Linked DNA regions of Mus musculus: regions 1, 2, 3 and 5 are each linked to region 4. Evidence: chromatin loops called from intact Hi-C (ENCODE). Cell type or tissue: heart. All regions are shown on one strand. Region 1 holds the start of Fbxl12 (F-box and leucine-rich repeat protein 12). Region 2 holds the start of Zfp846 (zinc finger protein 846). Region 3 has its middle 24 kb from the start of Zfp266. Region 4 holds the start of Zfp426 (zinc finger protein 426). Region 5 has its middle 20 kb from the start of Gm51704.

Region 1 (5,000 bases), 150 kb after region 4:
AGGAGGAGGAGGAGGAGGAAGAGGAGGAGGAGGAGGAGGAGGAGGAAGAGGAGGAGGAGGAGGAAGAGGAGAAGAAGTAGTAGTAGTAGTAAAATTTTTTCATGGAACTGTTACATTTAAACAGTAGTAGTAGTAGTAGTGGTAGTAGTAAAATTTTTTCATGGAACTGTTACATTTAAACACATATTTGAGAAAGCCTAACTGTATTCTCTGTACATGGTCACTCATATCTGGCTCCAGAGTAAATTCGTCTCCATTCTGAGGTAACAGTTATATTTTTGTATTGACAGATGCTGTCTCAAAACACCAAAAAACAGAGGTTGGGGGTGTGGCTGTATTAATGAAGCACTTGCCTGGCAAACGCAAACGTGGATTTTGTTCTCAGCACCACATCAACTATGTGATAGCACATACCTGTGATCCCAGCACTCAAGAGGAAAAGACCAAAAGGAGCAGAACCTTCTGCCATCCTTGGCTACACAGCCAGCTAGAAGCTAATTTTGGGATACATGAGACCCACCTCAAAACCAAAACAACAAAACTAGAAAACTGAAAAGCTATAAGCTTGCATTTATTAAATGCTGGAGACACACACTGGCCATACTGGCTAAGTTCTACAATACATCAGACATGAAACATGAAGGTACTTTTTTTTGTTTTTCCAGACAGGGTTTCTCTGTGTAGCCCTGGCTGTCCTGGAACTCACTCTGTAGACCAGGCTGGCCTCGAACTCAGAAATCTGCCTGCCTCTGCCTCCCAAGGGATGGGATTAAAGGCCTGCGCCACCACTGCCTGGCCTACAAGCATTATTTTTAATCCCCATATCTTAGATGAGAAACTGAGGTCTGAGCATTGAAGGGGAGGTAAAGGCTGGCACTAGGACAGGCAGAAAAATTCCAAGCACGAACTCACTTAAATACCAAACCAGCAGAGTATGGTGGTGCATACCCTTAGTCCCAGCACTGGAGAAGCAGAATTCCAGGTCAGCCAGGGCTACAGAGAAATTTTTCCTCGAGAAAACAAACAAACAAACAAACAAACAAAACCCAAACACTTCCTGGGCCTTCTCCTACAGCTGTAACTTCAGCACTCAGGAGGTTGTTGCAGGGGGTGGTTAGTTGGAAACCAGTACGTGACTCAGAGGTGTTCCTTCCTAGCATTCAAGAAACCTAAATTGCATTCCCAGTAGCACAGGAACCACACATGGGGCCCACGCTGCTAATCCCAATATTTAGAAGGTCGAGGTAGGTATCAAGCTCAGCCTCGGCTTCATAGGAAGCTGAAGTCAGCCTGGCCTAGAGGCCCTGTCTCAAAACAACCCCCTCAGCCCCCCAAGAAGCAACACCAACGAAAATCCAGAAAAATAAAAGCCTCAAGAAACTATCAAAAATAAATAAATAAAACAAACAGCAAACAAACACTAGAAAGCAAAATAAAGCAACCCCCACCCCCATGTCCCAGGGCAGGGGGTGGCTCTCCCCGCACCGCTCCCGGGTCCCGCATACCGTGTAGAGCGTCAGGTCGACGTGTCGCCATAGCCACCGGTCATCCACTAGCCTCTTCCAGCGGTGACAGACCCTGGAGGAGTGGACCGGCCGTTAGAACGACCCCGGCCCGCTAGGACCGGATCCGCATCTCCTGCCGAGCCCATGCCCGGCTCTTTCCCCCGAGGAGCGGGGCGGCACCTGGAGATGCGGATCCGGTCCCGGACAGGGAGGTAAGAGAAGATCTCCAAGAGCACCAAGTCTGGGAGGTCAAACAGAGTCGCCATGGTCCAGCTGTCGCACGCTTCCGTTTCCGGTGGCGGCGAGGCCGCGTTCCCTGGACAGCGCTGGGGTGGTCGGACTGGCCAAACCGGCGCGACTTTCAGAGGCCCGCCGAGAATCCCTACTTTTCTAGGAAAGTGCCCGAGGCCCCGGGACTGGACAGGCGCGGGCTGACGACCGTTTAGAGGTCAAGACTAGAGACTGACTAGGCCTGACTGGCTTGGCTAGCGGATGGAACTGGAAATAGGAAAACCTGGATGTGGCTTGGGAGAGGAGGGGGCACGAGGCGTGGCCAGGGCCAAGAGGAAGACGAACAGCAAACCCAGAAGGCTGGAGGTGACGAGTGCCTCGGGGGCGTGGCCATAAGGTGGAGCTAAGTATAAGCAGCAAACCCAAAAGGGGTCCGCAGACAACCCAGAAGGCGTGACTCTAGGAAAACCTGGATGTGGCTTGGTGGAGGAGGGGGCACGAGGCGTGGCCAGGGCCAAGAGGAAGGCTAACAGCAAATCCAGAAGGCTGAAGGTGAAGAATGCCTCGGGGGCGTGGCCATGAGGTGGAGCTAAGTATAAGCAGCAAACCCAAATGGGGTCAGCAGACAACCCAGAAGGCGTGACTCTGGCGAGGAGGGGGCTCAGGGCGTAGTCATAGCCGGGAGACGTGGCGAGCAGAGGCAGGTAGACCCCACGCAAGCTGGGATGAAGAAAGCAACACGCCTAGAAAGCGTGGCTCCGACGGGCGGGGAGTGGTCCTGAGGCGTGGCCAAGGGGCCCAGGGGCCAGGAGGCCCGGGGGCCCGGGGGCCCGGGGGCCTGGAGGCCAGTCAGAGGAAAAGCAGCAAACTCCCAAAGTGGGACTCTGGGAGAGAGGATAAAAGACAGAGACGAAGGGCAGCAGGCGTTGCAAACAAGGCCAAAGTACTAGCATTTGAAAAAGCGCCGCCGAGTGGAAGGGTGTGGCCAGCGGCAGAGGAGCTGATTGGAGGCCGTCCACAACAATGGGAAGGCGTGGCTTCAGTAGGAAGAGACAAGGGGCGCGTCTAGAGCTAAGCGACTAGTGGCGTGCGGAGGTTTGGCTTGTGCTGGAAAAGGCTTAGGGTTACTGCCAAGGCAGAGATCAGCCTGCGACCAGACCGTATGTATACCCAGGAGGCATGACTTGAGCAGGGAAAAGTTAACAGAGCAACAAACCCAGAAACCATGACTTGTGTGGGAAGGGGCTCAAGGACTAGGGATCCTAATTGCGCCTGAAGACTAAACTTGTAAAACCTAGCTTAGGCGGAACAAGGTCCGATATAGGGGATGGAATCAAGTTTGGAATGGCTGGGCGACAAAGGGACAGGCTGGGAGACTTATGACTGGAAGAATGGATAAGAGCAGCGACGGGGGCCCTAAAAGCATCGCTGGAGACAGAAACAAGAGCTAAACCAGGAACTGGGTGTGCAGCTCAGTGGGAGAGCCTTTGGCTGGTAAGCATGCTTAGCAGGCCCTAGGTTCGACCTCCAACACTAAAACAAATACCAAAACAAAACAAGAAAAACAAACCCCACCACTTTTCTTGTATGTATGCCAAGAGACTTAAAGCCTGAGAAGTTTTTTTTCGAGACGGAAACGAATCCGGTAAAGCCTGAGAAGTCTTTTCAGGACGGAAACGAGGCATTGGGGAGACTGGAACATATCTAAGCACTAAAGACACAGAACAGGACTTCATTCGAAACTGAAAGGTGTGACTGGGATGGGAGTGAGGGGCCAGCAGGACGGCCAAGCCAGGGAGGCGTGGCCACAGCCGCAATAGAAAGCAAGAATAATGCCTTTTGCTGCCTACGCATAAGGATTAAATTTTGTATAAGTCGTATTAGGTAAGCACAAGGCGCTGGGTAAGACTTTTCTTTTTCTTGAGTCAATATATGCTTACCTTGCTAAGAATCCTGTCTGCTAAGAAGAAATCGCTCAATAGAGGCAAAACTGGTTGAATTTAAGAAGGGATTCCTCTCCCACCAGCTCTCGCGATTCTTTAATCTGGAACAAGATTAAAGAATCAAAGCAAAAGCTCTTTCCCCGTATGCTATTTCCAACATCTTCGCAGGCAGGACACGGACACGCGGAGTGGTACGCAACATGCATGGCCTCTCAACCAGGATCCGACTTAGTTTTCATCAACTGCAGCCTGCACCCCTGGAGTCTCTGAAACGGTCACTACGACCAGGGGCGGGGAAGCAAGCACAGGGTTTGAGGCTGAGCTTTGAATGAAAGCAGAAAGCCACAGGCCCTGCATGACTCCATTTCGGCACACCTGCAGCCGGGATTCCGCGGTAGGAGGATTGTCTGGCTTGGGAGTAGTCGAGCACCCCGCCGCTGAGATCCTTTAGGTTTCTTCCATGATGAAGGAATCTCCAACACCAGTTCCAACGTCCGCTGTAAATCCATTCTTAGCAAGTCCCAGCTCATCCACACTGCGCAACAGAATCGCAAATCCTAGCCCGGAACCCGGAAGCACCTAAGGGCCGGTGGTTCCGTTATATCACTTCCGCTTCCTGTTTGCAGGCTTAACTCCGGCCGGGGTTCCTCGCTCGAGCTACGAGTTGTGTCGTCGATAGGTTCGAGGATATTGGAGGTGAGAAGGCTAAAATGAGAGGCCCGAGATCACGGGAAGCTGCCAAGACTTGGGAACCTAGGGGTTGCGGGAGGCAAAGCCGGGTGAGTCTGGGGCCCGGACTGCCGCAGTTAAGGGGCGGAGTCGCGACTGTCTGTAGTCCGGGCAATTGAAACTGTAGACTGGGGCTGCAGGGGATTGCATCTGGTGTTAGGGGAACTGTGACCAGAGAGCTCAACCTAGGAAGGGGCTTTAGGAACCTGGGCGACCCCGAAAGGCCTGACTCTGTTGCTTTTCATCCCTCCCTCCACCTGGTGTAGCTCCAGCCACAATGATTGAGGTGGTTTGCAACGACCGTCTCGGAAAGAAAGTCCGCGTTAAGTGCAAGTATCCACCGAGGGGTGACTGGCAGTGGCTCTGGGGCAGATGGTGGTGTTGGATGGTTTCAGTTAAATGACGCTTATGGGGAGGCCTGATTACGTCTTCCTCGGTCTACCTCTTCCTTTCATTTACCTTAACTCCTTCGTGCCCAGCACCGATGACACCATCGGCGACTTGAAGAAACTGATAGCTGCTCAAACTGGCACCCGCTGGAACAAGATCGTTCTTAAAAAGTGGTAAGTAAGTGCAGTATTAGGCTAGAAGG
Region 2 (5,000 bases), 88 kb after region 4:
GAGTTCCAGGACAGCCAGGGCTACACAGAGAAACCCTGTCTTGAAAAACCAAAAAACAAAATAAGAAAAAAATTACCCATTTGTAATAAACTATTAAAACAAAGGCAATTAAAACATAAAAGTTAATGATTATTATTTATAATTCAATTGTCTTTAATATACCCAGAATTATGTTTGTAGTCATGTTAAATACAAATATAATGTATTTACACAGAGCAGATTGGAGGGTGAGGCAAAAGGGGGGAACGGTTATCCAGTTTTCCCTTGTGACCAATATATGAAGTCTCTGTAAACTTCAAGTCTTCAAATCTTGGATGAGCATAACTAACCTATGCTGAAAAGCATTGGAAAGAAACAGGAGATTCATTTAAAGATAGTCTGAAAGCTCCTGTATGGTGTGGTGCCCAACTGAGTGAGCGGCCTAGCAGGCACTCAGGCCCATGGGGAGGGAGGTGGGTTTTGCTTGTGTTGTTTCAGATTCAGATCAACTGAAGTGAATCCCTCAGCAGCATATGATCCCCCAGTGTGAAACAATGGGAATCTCAACATCAGGATGGGTTTGAAATATCCTTCAGGAAAATGAAGCTCACCAGTCGAAAAGAAGCAGCAATTCAACAGACTCACCAAACCCAATCAAAAACCCTCCTTGGGACAGATTAAGAATTTGTGCAGAATGAACCTTGGAGCAAAATCATCAGGCTATAACTCCTGGTTGAAATGGTATAAAAAGTCTTCCAGTTTAAAAATAAAAGTCTAGGGACAGATGGATTTATAGCCAAATTCTATCAATCTTTCAAATCCACAGTCGAATTTTTTGACTGCTATAGCCAGTACTTTTACATTGTTAAAAGAAAAAAGGAGGGAGGGAAGGAAAGACGGAGGGAGGGAAGGAGAGAGAGAGAGAGAGAGAGGAGCACCCCCAAACTTATTCTATGAAACCAGTATCACTCTAATATCAAAACCAGATAAAGACAACAACAAAAAGACTCAGCTACAGAACATAGATCCCAAAAATGCTCTTTAAAATTCTATTGCAAATAGAATACAAACATACATTTAAAAGATTACGAAAGGATCTAGAGAGATTGCTCAACAACTATGAGCATTTGCTGCTCTTGTAGCGGACCCAGGTTCAATTCCCAGCACATGCTGATTCACAGCCATCTGTAAGTCCAGTTCCAGGGTATCTGATGCCCTCTCTGACCTCCATGTCCACAAAGCATACACGTGGTGCACAGACATATATGCCGGCAAAACACATATAAAATAAAATGAATAAATCTAATAAAAACTCTAAAAAACATTTTTAAAAAGAGTATACATCTGAGTAAATTGGCTTTATCCCTGAAATGCAGGGATGATCTAAAAAACACGTCAATAAAGGTAATAAGTCACATAAATGGACTAACAGACAAAAACCACATGATCATCTCAATAGCTGCAAAAGACGCCTTTGACAAAGGCCTTTGAAAAAACAGTCTTGAGTACCCTTGGAGCCATTTCTTGCCCTGTGTGTGACCTAACATCTTTGTGACTATTAGGTCTATAATACAGCAGTAGTCTCTGCTAAACAAAAGGCTACAATTGCATCTGATGCCTATAGCAGAGATTTTCTTTTTCTGCAACAGACCTACTTGAGTTTCTACCAACACATCTGGAGTGTTGTGCTTATAGTGTGGTATCCACCAGAAAAGACTGCTCAGACATGAGTTTAAGCCAGTAAAAAGTCTTTATTAGCCAGGTCTTTATTACACTGGATGTTCCGGATCCCAGTGCAGCACTGAGCCTTTCTCAGGGTGAGCTTTTAAACACAAAAACCATATCCTGGCGACATGTTTCAGTTAACGAGAACATATAGCCAGAAGGAGAACTACAGAAGCCAAACAGCAAGGTTTGTACATTTAAAGACTTTCCCAGAACTACAGACTTAGATGGATTAGGTCTTTGTTTTCATTTTGGCTAGTGGTTCTGTCTACATGCTGAGTTTTGTGGCTGAGTTTTCTACCATGAAGTCAATTGTGTTAAGGTCTGGGAACATGTCATATGCTTTAGTATTTTCTTTGTTACTGCAATAACCTCATGAAACAGCATATTTGCATATGGAACTTGAAGTGCTAATCTGTATTCCTGCGCCAAAGTCACTTATTTTGGCTCGAGAATATTCTCTCTCTCTCTCTCTCTCTCTCTCTCTCTCTCTCTCTCTCTCTCAGTCTCTCTCTCTCTCTCTCTCTGTGTGTGTGTGTGTGTGTGTGTGTGTGTGTGTGTGTGTGTGTGTGTGTGTGAGACATAGTCTCAATTTTCAGACTAGCCTTGAACGCAGAAATCTGCCTGCCTCTGCCTCCTGAATGCTGGGACTAAAGGCACAGCGGCACCAAGCCTAGGCTAAGACTAAAACAAGAATGGGGAGGGAGGAAGAGGGGAGGAAAGGAGGGAAGAATGGGAGAGAGGGAGGAAGGGAAGAATGGGAGGGAAGAAGGAAAGAAAAGAGATGGGGATTAGATTAGATAAGAATTAGATCAGGCTTGGTGGGCGACTGTGTGCTGCCATGTGGGTACTGGGAATCCAGCCTGGGTCCTTCTCCAGCTCCTAGAATTTTATCTCTATCCAAGGTGGCTGGGACCCAAATCTCCCGGGCTTCACGCCAGGACGGAAGCGGAAGTGACGCCTGCAAAGGCCCGACTCTTTTCTAGTGATGGCTGCGTCCTGTAGTTCTCAGTGTCTTCACCTCCGGTTCATCTTTACGTCTAGGAAGTCGCCGAGGCAAGGATGGGGGGTGACGGCGGCCGTGGAGGGTCAGTTTAAGGCGTGGCTGTGTGTGCAGCTCGCCGAGGGGCGGTCCCCGTAGGCCCGAAGCCTAGGACGGGCGGGTCTCACGGGCACCCCGCCTCCCTCTGGCGAATGCTCTCCAAGCTTCCATCTGCTCGCTCGCCCTCTGCAGAAGCCGCCTTCCAGATTCCTCTTCCAGCACAGAAGCCCGCCACGGGCCATCTCTCTGCAGCCGCCGCCTCCACTGCACAGCCCAGCGATTGTGGAGCTCGGGTGAGCGCCCCAGGCTGTGATTTGTTCCTTGCAGAGTGTGGCTTTGTCTTTGGCATCGTCTGATTAATTCTGCCACATGACATTCGGGTAGAAAAAGTATTCGTAGGTATCTAGGACTAAACATTTCTATTTGGAGGTCAATCTTTATTATTTGGCTTTTCCAGAACTCGCTAGGTAGACCAGGCTGACCTAAACTCCTGGAGATCCGCCTGCCTCTGCTGGCATTAAAGGCTTTTGCCACCGCCTGCTAAATGTTTATTTCCTTAATCTTAACCTTTTTTCATTTTCCATGCCTTTCCTTCCTCACTCTCTCCATTTCCTTTCTCTTTCTTCACCTCTCCTCCTCTTGACTTTACTGCTAGTAGAACTGCTCATTCAGTGAGCTACTAACCCTTGCCCTGAACATTTTATACATAAAGTACAGATACTGTGTGATTATGGCTTTCTACTGGTGAGAATGGGAGTACCCTGTTCTCTTTATTTGAAGTTTCCAGGCCTGTACATCCCTATAGAGTTTAAAAAAAAAAAAAAAAAAAAAAAAAAGAAAAGAAAAAGAAAAAAGAAAGAAAGAAAAAGAAAAAAAAGTGGGAATTACCCTGGCTCAGCTCAGAGATCAGTTCCCATGGGTTGGTCTTACTTTCCACCATCTGGGCGCTGGAGATCAGGCTCTCTGGCTTGGCCTTTACTCGCTGGTTCATCTCCATGGCCTCTGTTTTTTGTTTGTTTGTTTTTTGTTTTTGTTTTTTTAGAGACAGTGTTTCTCTGTATAGCCCTGGCTGTCCTGGAACTCACTTTGTAGACCAGGCTGGCCTCAAACTCAGAAATCTGCCTGCCTCCGCCTCCGCCTCCGCCTCCGCCTCCGCCTCCGCCTCCGCCTCCGCCTCCGCCTCCGCCTCCGCCTCCGCCTCCCAAGTGCTGGGATTAAAAGCGTGCGTCACCACGCCCGGCTCCATGGCCTCTGTTTGTTCTCTGAAGTAGGGTCTCAGGTAGCCCAGGCTATCATACACCTTGCTATGTAATTGAGGCTGACTCTGAACTCCTAATTCCCCAGCCTTTACCTCCCAGGAGTTGGAATTTCTGGTGTCTAGCATCATGCCTGGTTCTATAGGTAACTTTTGAAGAGTCTCAAGTTCTTTAAGAAAGTCATGTTTTGCTATTTCTGAGTGAAATCAAACGTTATATTTAAAAATTAGTGTGTTCCCCTTCCCACTTACTCCCACATACTTAGAGTAGCTCCAAAGGAGAGGTTTGAAAGCTGCAGTAAGGATTGATAATAAGTAACATAGGCTTCGGGGCCACAGGGTCTAGAATTACTCAGTTCTACTTAGTAACTTTGTCCATGGTTATGCTGTGATGTTCTGGTCATGAGTGGCAGCTGTTTCTCGGAAGCAGGATAGTTATCTTAGTAAGAGGGCATAGTGCCTTGAGTGGGCTGTGTAGCTCAGCGGTTGTGGACTCATTGGCATTATGAGGCGCTCCAGTGGTAGAACACAAAAGGCTTCGGTTTGCTACAAAGTACCAAGAAGGCTAAGCCATTGCCTGGCTCTTGGATATCTTTGCATCTGCTGAGTGAGTCCAAGTGCTTGAAAACTTTGTATTATATGGTTTAAATTTTTTATTTACTGTTTCTGTATAGACATGTATGGTGGGTGTGGCTGTGGAGGTGGATCAGGTTCCTGGGTTTCTGTGACAGGCTCCCTTGCTTTCTGAGCTCCCTGCTACTGTAGTTGTAACTCTTTCTGGCCTGCGCTTGACTGTAGTGCAGTCGATGGCCCTGGAGATGGCTGTGTAGACTTGTTAATGCACATTCAAATCTTAAAAATGATGCACTCAAAATTCAAATATCTGTTCAGCGTGATGTCCCGTTTTGGTTGGCGTAACGGGCAGAAACTTGAATGAGATCTTCAATGAGTGTCTTTACATACCATCATTGAACCTTTAGAAAGACTTAGTCCTAAATC
Region 3 (5,000 bases), 52 kb after region 4:
AAGAAGGAAGGGAGAAAGTGCCCGAGCCAACAAGTGACTTTAGTTTGCTCTGAGCCTGGACCACACCTCAGCTCAACCGACAGGATTTTTAAACTAACTTTGTACACAATCTGCACGCTACTGCTTTCAAAGCTATTTCATTCAGCAAGGATAGCATAATTTAATTTTTCCTATTTTTCTGCGGAAGAAAATTTGGACTTTTTCCACAAGAACCTCTCTCTCCCTCTCTCTCTGACACAGGGTCTCATGAAGCCCAGTTTGGTCTCAAACTGCTATGTAGTAGAGGATGGCCTTGAACTCCTGAATCTGCCACCTCTGCCTCCAGAGCGCTAACATTACAGGCATGTATCTCCCATACTCAGCTCCCATTCCTCATTGATGATCTTGAATTTTATTCTTTAGACTATACACATGCTCAAATTACTGAAAATTTTGTTTTTCAAAATTAGTTCAAAAAAACAAAACACCCACAAGATGTCTCTGCTGCCAGCCGTTGGACCTGAGTTCTGTTCCTGGAGCCTATATGGTCAAATTGATTCCTGCAAGATGTCCTTACACACACACATACACACACACCGCATACGTTAAATGAATTTGTAATAGAAATTTAAGAAAGAGATCCTGTCTCAAAAATAAATTTGAAAGGGATTCTGCCCAAGCCATACCTGCAACGCTCCCGACTCCAAATGCCTACACTCAAGAAAACCAAAAAGCTGGGGGCCTGGACTACAATTTCAGACTCCCACTGTGCAACAAACAGAGCCCAGCCCCAGAGGAGTTAAAACAAAAAACAAAACAAAACAAACAAACCATACACTGCAACCGGTTGAGGTGTGTTTACAATTCTCCCTGCCCTGGAATTCAGCAAGTTGGCTAGGGTGGCTGGCCAGTAAGTCCCCGGGACTGATCTTTCCTCTCTATCCCAGCATTGGGGTTACAAATGTGCACCGGGCTTTTGGTTTTACATAGTTTCTAAGGATCGATCTCAGGCGCTCAGGTCCAAGGTGGCCCTGGGTTTGATCCACATCGCCAACTTTAAAAAAGGAGAGGGGGAGGAGTAGGAACAGGAGGAGAGGAAGAGGAGGAAGAAAAGGAAAAGGATACAGCAAGCAAGGAATAGATTTCTTAGTGGCACCCCTCCTCCATCACAGGAAGTCCCAGAGCTTTTAAAGTTGTGTTGTTGTATTATTGTTTTGTTTGTTCTCACTTGCTGTGCTGTGGTTAGAATCCAGGACTTCAAACGTGGTACACAGAGGCTCAACAAAAGAGCCACACCCTGGATACTAGGATTACAGCAGAGGCCAGTCCTGTTCTGCTTGCCAGTCTGATCTCAGTTTCTGCGCCCCTGTGCATTTAGCACAATTCTCATTACGTGACTCCTGACCAGTCTGCGTAGGTTGGACTGCTTTAGTGAAAAGCTAGACGGCAGACTCGCAGGCTTTTCTGAGCATCAGGTGGGGCAAGTCCCTACGTGAAACCCTGTTCTTCAGGTCTATCCCGCTGTGCACACCACGCACTCGACCCGGGCCCCACCTCCAGACCGAACTTGGACGTGTGGGCTCCCCTCTGGGTCGAAGACCCGCTCCAGAGTAGGATTCTGGTACTCAACCCCGGCTGTTGGGTTCCCAGACCCGGCCTCTGTGCGAGTAGTAGCGACCCCACTCTTGAGCTGAGAACCTTGGTCCCGCAGCCTGGGTAGCGGCTCGACCCCAAGAATAGGTAGCCCAGCCCCAGAGTACGAGGTCCCAACCCTGAGATAGAGGCCCCTCCCCCAGGAGGGATGCCCCGCCCCCAGGAAGGATGCCCCGCCCCCGCTGTTCCAGCCAGACAATAAAGTCGGCGCTCTAGGCGGGTGCGTGCTTGGCAGCCTCGTCGCGAAGCGCTTTGTACCGGCGGCCGCTGGGCCTGAGCTCTCGCGCCCCGCCTGAGGCTGCCCCGGAAGTGACACCATAATGCAGTCTTCTCTTCCGCCGCCATCCCCTTTTGTCAAAGAACAAATTGGTGAAGGCCCTGAGTTGGTCTTTCGTGGCTGGAGCGGTTTTAGTGGCTTGGAGGGTTTGCCTGGAGGAGGAGCCGGAGAAGCCAGCGCTCCTGGGTCGGCAGGAAGTATCCTGTCGGGACACAGCGTCCCCGGGGTGGCTTTTGCGGTATTTTTCTTTTGTAAACATTTTGAGACAACAGCTCACAATGTAGGCAAGGGTGGTCTCGAACTTCTATCCTCCTGGCGCAGTAACCCTGATGTTCTGGGATTACTAGGCGTAGCCTCCATGCCTGGCTCTGGTCTGTCTTCGTTTGTCTCGTCCCCTCTTCAAAATCCCCTAGAGAACTTTCTGATTTTTTTTTCCAGAAGAAAAAAAATTAACCTGACAGCATACGTTTAGTTGAGGCCCTTCTTAAGTGGCTGCAGGTGTCTGGCGATCCGATTTTAGGCAAGCGCTGGGTAGAAAGATAATTTCAGAGAGTCGGGCAACCCTTCTTTTTCTTTTTTTTTTTTTTTTTTTAAACCGAATCCTTGGTAGCCCAGGCTCATGATCCTCCTCTCTCAGCCTTAACCAGTGCTGATATTAAAGGCGAACGTCACCATACCTGCTGCATTGTGATTCTGAGGGCAGTCAGTCCACATTCAGTAGTAGGGAAACAATGACCATCAAACCAGCATAATACTGCCACCTTGGGGTAAGAATCAATGGAGAGAAGTAATTTTAAATGGATAATGGCCAGTTTGTTGTTTGAACATAACAGCAAGAGAGGGAAGCACTTAAGGATTTGTTATTCACACTGATTACAAAATATTGGGTATATTCGTTATTTTCTCCTTGCTCTGACAAAGTGAAAGAACCAACTTAAGGTAAGAAAGACCGGCTCACAGCATGAGAAGGGGTACAGTCGCCCAGCGATGGTGGCACAAGGCAGGCAGATCCTGAGTTTGAAGCCACCCTGGTCTACATAGTTTCAAGACAGCCAGGACTGTTACACACACACACAAAAAAACCCTGTTCATAATGTATACTTACCATATGACCCAGCAAATCTACTTCTAGGTATATATTCTCGTGAAGTGAAACCCCACACAATAATTACCATGGCACCATTATTCTTCTGTTAAAGATTTGCATGTTCAGTGTAGACTCTCTCCACTTCCTCTCAGCAGCAGGTTGCCCACAGTATACCTTTTCCACACCACTGTGACTACCTCAACTTGGTCTTCTTACAGACAGAATCTTGACAAGTATAATACATCGATGGCATCCTCTTTTAAAGTGTTGAACACTAAAGTCCTACGTGTGCGGGGCTGCTGGGACAGCTCAGCCTGAGTTAAACTCCTAGGACATGATGGGAGGATGGAATCAACGGCTTCAAATGATTCTCTCATCTCCACACATGGGAATCATACACAACATGTCCTCCCATTACCACCTCCAGAGACTCCATCATGGTAATGGCTTCAGTAGTCCCATGCTTCCTGGAGTTTGGGGTTCATATCTATTTATATACTCTTGATGGAAGAAACAGCACCCTCTTTTGAAACAGTGACACATGTATTCCAACCTGATTTCAAACTGTGTAGCCAAGGATGACCTTGTACTCATGATCTTCCTGCCTTGACCTCCTGAATGCCGGGATTATAGGCATGTATCACCAGTCTGGTTTTATGCAATGGGATGGAAGCCAGGGCCTACTGCATGCTAGCCAAGTACTCTACTAACTGGGCCAAATCCCCAGCTCTCATGCCTCTCAGCCTTTTACCATGAGCCTTAAAACTATAATTGCTGGCTACACACCAGAATGTCTAGGGCATAGAGTATCTCACAGACCCTGAGCCAGTGATCCTCCATACTCATCTGCTAATTATACTTTGTGTTAGGGCTTTGCTGTGGAAGGAAGAATACCTTGGTGGATTGGGGCCAAGGAATGTTGCAGAGATCACACCACACAACAGATCTCACTAATGGAGGGTGGTGTACAAAGGTTGCCTCTAATTAAGTGAGGAAGAAAAAGAGGGAGACAAAAACAGAGTGAGAAACAAAGCAGGCAGTGATGTCAGGGACCTTTAAAGGAGGACATGTATTCCATTTGGCTGCTGGTGATGACATGGCTCGCACAAAGTTGCCGAAGGCAGGCTGTGTGGGGGACCACTTGGTTCATAACACGTTGCTTATGAAAACCCCACCAAAATAGCTAGGGTGTTCCTATAAAACCTAGGGTCCAGGCTGGACCCAGTTGAGTGCTAGCCTAGCATGTGTGAGGCCTCAGGCTGCATCCTTAGCACTGCATAAACAAAACCAAGCTAGATGTGGTGGCTCAGGCCTTAATCTTAGCCCTGAGGCTGTGGAGGGTTGTTTCAAATTTAAGACGAGCCCATGATACATAGTAAATTCTAAGCTAGCCCAGGCTGTAGAGTAAGATCCTGGACACCTTGCAATGTTACAACACAAACTGTTGGTCCTTGTCTAAAAATTGTCTCATTCAGAAGGAATGCTGAGGTTCTCTTGACTCACAGAGGCTAAAACAATTGTCAAGGTCACGTCAGGCTGGGGACATAGCTTACATGTAGAATGCATGCTTAGTATGTACAGGACCCCATGTTAGAACCCTAGTACCCCAACAAAAAAACATATCTTTTATTTCTGCTGAGGCCAGAGTATAGTGGTTGTGTGACCAGGTCCTGTCAGATATTTTTGTTTCTACATTTATTTAGTGTGTGTGTGTGTAGACATGCATGTACTAAAGCACTTGTATGGAGGTCAAAGGATAAGTTAGTTTCTCCTTTCCCCGTGGAGGTTCTAGGGATTGAAGTCAGATAACCAGGCTTGATGGCAAGTCCCTTTTGCCTGCTGAGCCATCTCTCCTAGCTAGGCATTTTTTTTTTTTTTTTTTTTTTTTTTGCCTTTGGACTGAGAATACCAGTGCATGTTCACTTTCCAAATGCATATAATTCTAGGTTTATGCAAAAGATGTCGATGAGACTTTCACGTCCTCATAAATTCAACATAGTTTTG
Region 4 (5,000 bases):
TTTTCTTGATTGAATCTAATAATATTTTGCTTTCAGTAAGACAATGTCCTAATCTAGGTGGTACATTACCAAGTATTTAACAGTCAAGTGTTGTATCTATTATTGTTTATTCGGAGATAGGGGTATAACTATGCAGACTGGACTGGCCTGAAACTATGTAACTATCCTGGCATAGAAATCATGTTCTGGGGCTGGAGAGATGGCTCAGTGGTTAAGAGCACTGGCTGCTTTTCCAGAGGTCCTGAGTTCATATCCCAGCAACCACATGGTGGCTCACAACCATCTACAATGAGATCTGATGCCCTCTTCTGGTGTGTCTGAAGACAGTGACAGTGTGGTCACATATATAAAATAAATAAATCTAAAAAAAGAAAGAAAGAAAAGAAAAGAAATCATGTTCCTATTGCTCCAACTCCTGAGATCACTGCTATGTGCTACCATGTTGCCCTTTATTTTCAGTTTACATCTTAGCAAACAAGTCACCATACAATATATCTTGCTGGGGAAAGAGTAGACACGGACTGCTGCAAGAGGTGACTGCAGCATAACAGATACTGGACCATCAAATATGCTAGTACGTCTAAGTTTTTTTTAAAAAGAGAAATGGGGGGGGGGGGATTGTTGGGGAGAGAACACTAATTTATCAATCTTCTTAATAGTTAATTCTATGATTTTTAATAATCTAGCTTTCCACATTTCTTCTGTGAGCTCCAAGCAGTTTAGTGATGAACAGATCTAAGAACGAAGAGAAAAGTATGTGTATCACGCACAAGGCCCTGAATGGACCACTAGCACAGAGAGATAAAGGGATGAGGAAACAAACACAGGCCTAGGAACTTTGGAGGTGGAAAAAAGCTCACTATTATTGTTTGTTAGGTTTTTGCTTGTTTGTTTTTTAATAAATACAGTATTTCACCACGTAGCACTGGTTGGCCTGGAACTCATTTTGTACACCAGACTAGCCAAGAACTCACAGAAATCCTTTTGCCACCTGTGTGCCGTGAGTAAAGGCTTGCCCGCTAGGTTTTTATGAATGGGCTGGAGGTCTACCAATGTTTATATTCTCTCAAGAAAGACGTACATTCGAAGTAACTAAGAAATTTGTCTCTGTATCTGAAACTAATGGTCAAAATAAAACACGCACTCACTAAATAAAGTACAATCTAACAATATGAATTAAGTTCTCACCCCGACATTCGTCTCTAATATTTTTTTAAAAGGGAATACGGCTTTTTCCAAAAGCGACCTTTCACTGAGTGCTCACCAGAGGCGCTGAAATCGCAAGGTGTATGGCGCTGATCACTCCAACTACTCCGGCAAAATTTCATTTCTGAGGAGAAAAATAAAAGAGCCTTTCGCACAGAATTTGCTTGGGCGGCTTTTGAAGAGCAGCATCGTAGCCGCAGCCATCGCCAGGCCCGCCCTCTGGGCACTTCCCCAGCCTGGCGACTGACAGCCAGAGAGGACTCAGGCTTGGCCGCGCCCGGAGGCGCCGTGGCAAGCGGAGCAGAGCTCTGCACTCTCGTTCTCTATCTCCCCCTCCGCCTCCAGGTAGTCCTTGTACCGCAGAACTCACGAATGCCAGGCAACTCCGCAACTCTTCAGTGCAGATAAGAGCCGGAAGAGACGGGCGCGGGCATGACGTCACTTCCGCTCGCGCTCGGTCTGCTGCAGAGCCAGGCCCGGGAGTCTACCTCGGTTGAATTCCTGTCAGATTTCTAGTTTCTCCGCAGTGTCAGGGCGGAGGGGCTGTAAGGGCTTCACCGCGGGAGCTGGAGGCCGACGCTGGTCTCCAGGACAAGACAGAATTAGAATCCAGGCTGTGAGCCGGGCAACGGTGGTGCCAGGACCAGTAAGTCCTTTAACCACAGGGTTTCTTGTGGGTACCCAGCGTCCGCTCAGGAAATTTTTTTGCCTGCCATCGCTGCATTCTTAGAACCCTTGCTTTCTAGTGCACCCTAGTCCAGTAGGAAACAGAAGGCAGTCTCGCTTCCGTAATCATCTAGACCTCTCAAGATGTTGAAATTGTATTTCGTAGGCTGCGACCATAAAGGGTGCTTCAACAGATTTACCCTACCTAAGCCCATTCCACCAGCCTCAGGAGCCCAATGGAAATAACTGGGTTTCTGACTGAGAATCCTGAAGTAGTTACTGGGTGGGTCTTGAACTCGTCTTAACCGCGTATCTGCATCTTTCCCAGCAACTGTTTTCCCAAGTCCCCGGTTCTATTGAATGCCCTAAGCAAACAGTAAGCTCAAATCCGGGTTTTTGTCATCTCAAGTCACAGGAAAAATGCCCAGTCACTCAGATTCGACACTCCTGGTTACTGATGGTCCCTAATAACATGAATGAAGAGCCAGTTTAACCACGCAACAGTTGAGAGGCTGAAAACTGTAATGTTACTAGGCTGAATTCTGCTGACATCTGTTGGTCAATGCGAGTCAAAGAGAAATGAAGCTATAATCACTTTCTGACGAAAGTAAAAGCATTTATGGCCCTGATCTATTACAGGATGCAAGATCAGTTTGTCAAGAGACCCATTTACCCTCTCTGCCATGAACTTGCTCAACCAGGGGCTTGCGTTGCTTCAGAAACAATATGCCAGTATGACTTCTCAGTGAAAAGGCAGACTTTCTTACTGCACACTTAGAGCTCAAGGAAAAGCTCTTTACTAAAGCACATGGCCAAATATGAGTTGACCTCAAATGTAATTATATATACCTTAGAGTTAGGCATTTTACACACACTCATCCTTAAAACCTCTAGGTCCCAGCCCCTGATTAGACTTTGAACAATTTAAGAGACAGGAGACTACAAGTCTAGCCACTTGGTCAGATGGGTTATTTACACAAAAATATTGCCAAGATTATTTAAGTACACCAGTGTTGTTCTTTTCAAATAGATCTGACCCAGGGTCATGTTGCCCAGCTGGCAAAAAAAAAAAAAAATTTTTTTTAAAGAAAGGAACTGGGGTGTGGGCTGGAGAGATGGTTCAGCGGTTAAGAGCACTAACTGCTTGTCTTAGTGTCAGGGTTTCTATTCCTGCACAAACATCATGACCAAGAAGCAAGTTGGGGAGGGAAGGGTTTCAGCTTACAATTCCACACTGGACTGGAACTCAAGCAGGTCAGGAAGCAGGAGCTGATGCAGAGGCCATGGAGGGATGTTTCTTACTGGCTTGCTTCCACTGGCTTGCTCAGCTTGCTTTCTTATAGAACCCAAGACTATCAGCCCAGAGATGGCACCACCCACAAGGGGCCTTTCCCCCTTGATCACTAATTGAGAAAATGCCTTACAAGTGGATCTCATGGAGGCATTTCCCCAACTGAAGCTCCTTTCTCTGTGATAACTCCAGCCTGTGTCAAGTTGACACAAAACTAGCCAGTACACTGCTCTTCCGAAGGTCTTGAGTTCAAATTCCAGCAACCACACGGTTGCTCACAACAATCCGTAATGAGATCTGACGCCCTCTTCTGGGGTGTCTGAAGACAGCTACAGTGTACTTACATATAATAAATAAATCTTAAACAAAAAAACTGAGAACATTATGGCACACCAGGACTCAACATCCATTGTGAAAGTGATCTGTGCCCTTGAGCTGCATGTTAGAGATATGTTCTTTGGGGACTGGACTAATGGTTGTTCAATCCTAGTGAACAGACATTTACATCCTAGCACCATGGATTTATCTCTAATAGGCCTGAGTAGCACACTACTTTGGGGTATTGAGGAACAGCACTCCTTCAGCTAAATCCTACTTTGTATGATTTAATGTCTCCTTAGCAAATCCTCTATGACATTAATTCTGCTACTTTGAATTTCTTCAATGTCAGTGTAGTAGTGCACTTGCTTCTGGGTCTCTGACTTTGTGATGCTCAGGAGATTAATGATGGCAACCTGTATGCAAACTGTCTAGTCCACTCAGAAAGAAACAACATTAACACACTTTATTTTAAAACTGGATTTAATGTTTTAGAATAGCAACTAAATAGTAAATGGAGTACATAAATTTCAAGCACTGGGTAAAATTTTCAGTGAAAACATTACAGAAAAGGTACATGCAACAAATACAGAAGAAAAAAGTTGCTAAAATTCCAATTTTGTTACTAGTTGCATTATACATAATGGTCTAAAAGAATTGTTAATCAGGAATTTTCAAGTAATCAGAGTTTTAAAACTCTAACTAAAGTATATATAAAAGACACATCTACACCTGGGTTATAGCATGTGTAAAGCCCCCACTTTGAATCCTAGCACCTCCCCCCCAAATTTTTTTTAACCAAGGATACAAAAAGAAAATTAAAATATATAACCATGTACATACCTGCCAGAGTCAATGAAATAAAAACTATATTGGAAAGTTAAGTATTTCAAGACAAAATTTTTTTCCCTCCCAGATTATTTACCAGGCCCCAACTCCTCCCTGGGCACATTTGTCTTGTCTTATTTTTTTATTTTTGTCTTCTTAAGACAGTGTCTCACAAAATAGCCCAGGCTCAGGCTCCCCTTAAATCTGTGATCCTCCTGCCTTGGCTTCCCAACCCCTAAGATTACAGTGTGAGGCAACATGCTGTAGTTTGAGACAAATACTCTCCAAAAGAATACTGACTGAGGATTAACTCAATTTAAATACAAGGAGAAATTATTGCAGATTGAAATACAAGGCAGACCCAAAGTTAGTTAATTATGCAACCATGAAACATCAGGAATACAAGAAAAAATAAATTTCATATGTGAAAATGAAAGCATGCCTAGAAAAATATACTCAAAAAATTTAAATGATACTGTAAATCTTAGGTGTCCTATAAACATAAAAGATACTGAATAGTTTAAGGTAATAGAAAACGGGTACCTAAAACAGTGTCAATTATTCTAAATCAGGATACCTGAACAGGTTTAGAATTAGGACAGGAGAGGAATACATTCACTGCAGTGTATGACACTGTTCTAATCTACAGCTAAAACCAGTCAGTTCGTTTTACATCTGGCTGTTTTGGTGG
Region 5 (5,000 bases), 120 kb after region 4:
GTCCTAACGGCCGTTTCCTTGAGGCGGTCTTCGGCCTCGCCTTCCCTAACGGAGGCGATCTTGACCTATGGCGAATGACTAAACTACAATGCCTCGGACTTCTTAGGGGAGGCGCAGAGCAGCCTGACAAATGGAGGTCCGCCCTGACGCCCAGGAAGCAAAACAGGAAGTAGCGTCAGCGTGGCCCGCTTTCTGGCTGTCAGTCTCCGCGAGCAAGCGACTCCGAATCTTTACGGTTCCGGCTGTGAGGTCCGCACGGGTGGCACCGATTCCTCTTCATAGAGGCCCTGAGGTGGACGGAGTCGTGGGAGGACGCAGGGAGCCCGGTTCGCCAGCGTCGCAGCTCGCCTGGCCCAGTCTGAGCGAAGAGCGAGGTCGGGAGCGTCGTAAAACTGTCGTAAAAGTCCGGTCTTTGCCGCACGTCAGCAATTGTTTTGTCTGCAAAGGCTCCAAACCTTTACCATTTTCCTTTCTTCTTATTTTTTTAAATCACAAAGAAATGATATTTTCGCCGTTGGATACACGTTAAAGGGTGTGCCGAGTGTTCTTCCACATCATGGACCTGGCACCTGCCACCTGCACGGGTGAGCGCTGGGAGGAGAGATTAGGCTCAGGAGTGGGGATGTGTACTCTGCCTCTGCTGAGCCCTGGATTCCTCCTCCAAGCGTTGGCAACAAAATTAAAAAACTATAGATACATATTTTATGTATATTTTTATTTATATTGGCTGTATGTACATATATGTGCTTAAGTGATTCAAGAGGACCTCTTCAATTTTTAGGCAAATGTTTTTGTTAATTTTTACTACATTTTAATTGAACTCATTACATGCAAAATACTAATAAATATAGACAATAAAAATAAGTAATGAGAGGGCAGAAGAGATAGCTGATGTGTAAGAGAGCTTGCTGCTCTTCCAGAGGGCCCGAAGTCAGTTCCTAGTATGCACATGGAGGCTCACAACCAACTAAATCTCTGCTTGGTATCCAAGGACCTCTTCTGAACCCTGAAAATACCTGCGCAAATGGTACACACACACACACAGTAGAAAATTTTTAAATGAATTTAAAAAATAACGATACACTTTTTAAAATAAATTTTAAGAATCATATCTATACCTACATACTAATTCCTGACTAGCCATACTTCAGATCTCAGTAATTTATACATATTTATCATAATTTTATTTTTTGTGTGATTGTGTGTACATGTGCAGACACATGACACACTTGTAGAGGTCAGAGAACAACTTACAAGTATTGGTTCTCTCTTACCATATGGGGAGTGTATGAGTGGGTCAAGCTCAACTCATCAGGCTTGGTTTTATCAGCTGAGCTGAACTATCTTATTGGTCCCATTTATTGTTTGTTTTGGTTTTCTTCTTTTGGGTTTTTTGGTCTTTTTGAGATGGAGGCTTACTATGTAGCCTTGGCTGGCCTGCAACTTGCTATGCAGATGAGTCTGGCCTTGAACTCACAAAGAACAATAAATACATTTAAAAAAAATAAATAAATCGTAGAAATTATTTCTGGAATTTTCTGTATAGTGTTTTTGGTTTCCACTTGATGGTGAATTTCTTAACCTTTAGAAATGAATATTGTGGGTATGAGGTGACTTCTATAATTTGTGAGTATGTGAATATTACTGTGCCTGGCTTTACATAGAGTCTGAAGATTTAAACTCCAATTTTGTTTTGTTTTTTAAAGATTGATTGATTGATTGATTGTATATGAGTAAACTGTAGCTGTCTTCGGACACACCAGAGGAGGGCATTGTATCCCATCACAGATGGTTGTGAGCCACCATGTTGTTGCTGGGATTTGAACTCAGGACCTCTGTAAGAGCAGTCAGTGCTCTTAACCACTGAGCCATCTCTCCAGCTCCTGAACTCCAGTTCTAATGCTTGTGCAGTAGATGTTTTGTCCATTAAGCCTTCTCCCCATATTAGATATTTTTGTTTGGTTGGTTTTCTTACTTTTTATAATTACATGTATGCAGATGCATGTGTGTGATCATGGACATACATGTGCTACAGTGTATGCATGTCCATTCTCTCCTGCAACTGTGGATTCCAGGAACTGAACTCAGGTCATCGAACTTGCACAGCAATCCACTGAGCTATCGCCTTAGCCTCCCTGTAAGTTTTAATATAGTATCCTGGTTGTCAAAATGTGGTCCACTATCAGTGCCATCACCCTGTTAGGAATGCAAATTATCCATTTCCTCCTTTGATTTACTGAATATCTATCATATTTTTTGTTTGTTTTTGCAGATCTGAGTGCTACACCTAGGCCTTACACATGCTAGGCAAGTGTTGGACTACTGTGCTACATCCCTAAGCCCTAGCAGCTAAGCTTTCTAATTTTCTTTTGAGATGAAGGTCTCACTCTGTAGCTCTGAGTGAAATTGAAACTCTCTGTATAGACAAAGCTGGCTGTGAGTTCAGAGAGAGCCACTTGCTGTCACCTTCTGGCGGGATTAAAGGTTTATATCACCGCATCCAGCACCTAGCCTCTAAATTTTAACACGCCATTGTGATGAAGATGATACACAGTACTCTAAGATACTGGTGTCGATTTTCTCATAAAAGAACAAGTATCTTTGTTTCACTTTATTTTCTGTTTGATTCAGAGTGGGTTTTGTTAGTATGTGCATGAGCCTTAATTTGGGTTTTAGGGTTCAGAGATAAACATCTAGATGTTTAGAAAAACGTGACCTACATGCCTAGTCCCTTTGAAGCATTTCCTGTACGTTCTTTAGAAAGCACAGCTCCTCGGTGCTAGGAGCAGTGACACACACCCTTCTTCCTGGCACTTTGGAAGCTCAGACAGCAGGGCTGGTTAGCCTGGATTACCTAATGTGAAATGCTGTCTCGAAGAACAAGAAAAAACCCACATATACAGAAGCTAGATTAATGACTCATTGCTTAAGAACGCTTGATGCTCTTTTAGTTCCCAGCACCCACACTGGGCAGCTCACAACCACCTGCAACTCTAGTTCCTAGGGATCTGATGCCCTCTTCTGGCCTTTAGTGGCACTTGCACACAGGTGTACACACAAACAGATACATACACACAAATAAATAATAAAAGTGAAATATATTTCTTTCTGGTTTCTCAAGATAGGACTTTTCTGCAAAGCTCTGGCTGTCCTGAAATTCACTCTGTAGACCAGGGTGGCCTTGAACTCAGAGATCCACCTGCATCTGCCTCCCAAGTGCTGAGTACCACCATCACCACCCAGAAAAAAAAAATCTTAAAAAAAAAACAAACAAACAAACAGGGAAGGGAGCTAAAGAGATGGATCAACAGGTAAGAGCACTAGCTGATCTTCCAGAAGATCTGAACTCAATTCCCATGTAACTCCAGTTCCAGGGGAATCCAATGCCTTCTTCTGACCTCCAAGTATACTGCATGAATGTGGTAAACAGACATACCTGCAAGCAAAACACCATACACAAAATAAAAATTTATCATCATCATCATCATTAGTTGGTTAGAGAAATAGCTTAGAGATTAAGAACACTTGTTGCTTTTACAGAGGACCTTAGTTCAATTCCTAGCACATGGTGGTTCACAATCATCTGTAATTCCAGTTCAGGGGCATCCTATACCCTCTTCTGATCTCTGGCATCACATATGCACATGGTGAGCATACATACATGCATATAGGTAAAGCACACATAAAAAGAATAAATCTAATAAAGAAATTAGAGGGGAAAAAAGGGATTGGGGCTCAGCTGGTAATTGCTTCCCAGGTGAGTGTGAGGGTCTGAGATCAGACCCTCAGTACAATTTTAAGTCAAGTGTAGGGACTGCACCTGTAGCTCCTGCGGTGGAGTGGGGGAAATGGGAGGATTTCTGGGGGTGTCCTTGGCTCTTGGCCAGTCTATCTGAATTAGTGAGCTCCAGGTACAGTGTGAATGTGTCTCAAAAAACTGTGGTACCAGAAAAGTATAGTGATTGAGGCCTTTAATCTCAGCACTTGGGAGGCATAGTCAGAAGCTCTGTGAGTTTGACATAGTGAGTTCTAGGACAGCCAGAGATACACAGTGAAACCATCTCAGATTTAAAAACAACAATAACCAAAAAAAAAAAAAAAAAAAAAACCCAAAAAACTGGATGTGCTGATGTGCTGGCATGCACTTGTAATCCCAATGCTTGAGAGGTGGAAATGAGAGCATCTCAGGGGTTCACTGGTTAGCCAACCTATTCTTAATCAGGAATCCCAAGTTCCAGGATGAGACCTTGTCTTGCAAAACACACCAGAGGTAGGGAAATGGCTCAGTGATAAAGCACTTGCCTCTACCATCATGAAAATTGTAGTTTGGATCCTCAAAACTCAGGTGAAAAGTGGGCAGGCGTAGTGGCTGCTTATAATCCCAAGCACTCAGAGGACAGAGACACAAGAGCTGGGCTGCAGTAGACGGCTGCAGTGGCTGCAGTGATGAGCTCCGTGTCCAGCAATAAACCCTGCCTCAGTATAAAAGGTGGAGAGTTATCAAGGAAGGCACCTGACGCATGTCCACATGCACACATACACCAACATACACATTATGTACACATAAATACACAAAGGGAGAAGGGGGTCCTAAATTTATTGTTCCTTTTTTTTCCCTACAGAATGAACCACTTCCATGAATACATTGTTTCCTTATATGTAGGATGTGAAGTCATCAAACCCAATCTGATCTCTTGGTTGGAGCAAGATTTACAGACAGTGGGGAGAGGTCTCCTTTGATTTAGGGCTTCAGTGTGTCAGCCAGGTTGGCCCCTACATATTTCTGCCTTTACCTTACGGGTACTGGAGTTGTTGGTGAGCGCCACCACACCAAGCCATATAGAAAGGTTGTCTCTACTCAGTATTGGGGATTGAACCTTGAACTTACCTAGGCAAACACTCTTGCTACTAAGACGTATCTCCAGTCCTATAATGAAACTTTCAAAGACCGAGCTGACCTCAGCAGGTGCCAGTCCTTTATCTCGGAAGGAATTCTGAAC

What was found. Peaks named below come from ENCODE experiments on the same cell type or tissue, not always from the same donor. Only the 100,000 strongest peaks of a DNase experiment are listed, where the experiment ranks them.
Region 1: a loop joins it to region 4, with 2.1 times the contacts of the local background. A loop is called at or near these places in 7 of 42 quality-filtered maps.
Region 2: it touches region 4 in a loop (3-fold over the local background); 4 of 42 quality-filtered maps call a loop at or near these places.
Region 3: a loop joins it to region 4, with 3 times the contacts of the local background. A loop is called at or near these places in 5 of 42 quality-filtered maps.
Region 5: a loop joins it to region 4, with 1.9 times the contacts of the local background. A loop is called at or near these places in 2 of 42 quality-filtered maps.

Annotation. Positions count from the first base shown.
Region 1 is chr9:20,640,519-20,645,518 of GRCm38, forward strand. Fbxl12 (F-box and leucine-rich repeat protein 12) reads right to left here and starts at 2,288. Exons shown (of 3, transcript NM_013911.3): 1 at 1,686-2,288; 2 at 1,506-1,578. The coding sequence starts at 1,771. It overlaps Ubl5 (ubiquitin-like 5), which reads left to right and starts at 2,818. Exons shown (of 5, transcript NM_025401.4): 1 at 2,818-4,375; 2 at 4,675-4,741; 3 at 4,888-4,971. The coding sequence starts at 4,686. In heart, a CTCF peak has its summit at 2,800; DNase peaks (open chromatin) are centred at 1,713, 2,153, 2,763 and 4,373; H3K4me3 peaks cover 4,375 bases; H3K27ac peaks cover 4,184 bases.
Region 2 is chr9:20,578,640-20,583,639 of GRCm38, forward strand. It overlaps Zfp846 (zinc finger protein 846), which reads left to right and starts at 2,689. Exons shown (of 6, transcript NM_172919.2): 1 at 2,689-3,039. It overlaps Gm51704 (a long non-coding RNA gene), which reads right to left. Exons shown (of 2, transcript XR_003948290.1): 2 at 1,711-5,000. In heart, a CTCF peak has its summit at 2,890; a DNase peak (open chromatin) is centred at 2,762; H3K4me3 peaks cover 1,677 bases; H3K27ac peaks cover 1,155 bases; H3K27me3 peaks cover 1,433 bases.
Region 3 is chr9:20,542,788-20,547,787 of GRCm38, forward strand. No RefSeq gene overlaps it. Among named protein-coding and RNA genes, the nearest start is that of Zfp266, 24 kb to the left of the region's middle. In heart, CTCF peaks have their summits at 1,942 and 2,675 (motif pointing left); a DNase peak (open chromatin) is centred at 1,844; H3K4me3 peaks cover 2,036 bases; H3K27ac peaks cover 1,865 bases; H3K27me3 peaks cover 332 bases.
Region 4 is chr9:20,491,122-20,496,121 of GRCm38, forward strand. It overlaps Zfp426 (zinc finger protein 426), which reads right to left and starts at 1,625. Exons shown (of 9, transcript NM_001110309.1): 1 at 1,577-1,625; 2 at 1,265-1,330. It overlaps Zfp266 (zinc finger protein 266), which reads right to left. Exons shown (of 9, transcript NM_001082485.1): 9 at 3,947-5,000. In heart, CTCF peaks have their summits at 1,304 and 2,411 (motif pointing left); a DNase peak (open chromatin) is centred at 1,630; H3K4me3 peaks cover 2,354 bases; H3K27ac peaks cover 1,642 bases.
Region 5 is chr9:20,607,257-20,612,256 of GRCm38, forward strand. It overlaps the pseudogene Fbxl12os. Among named protein-coding and RNA genes, the nearest start is that of Gm51704, 20 kb to the left of the region's middle. In heart, a CTCF peak has its summit at 3,020 (motif pointing left); a DNase peak (open chromatin) is centred at 245; H3K4me3 peaks cover 1,134 bases; H3K27ac peaks cover 1,053 bases.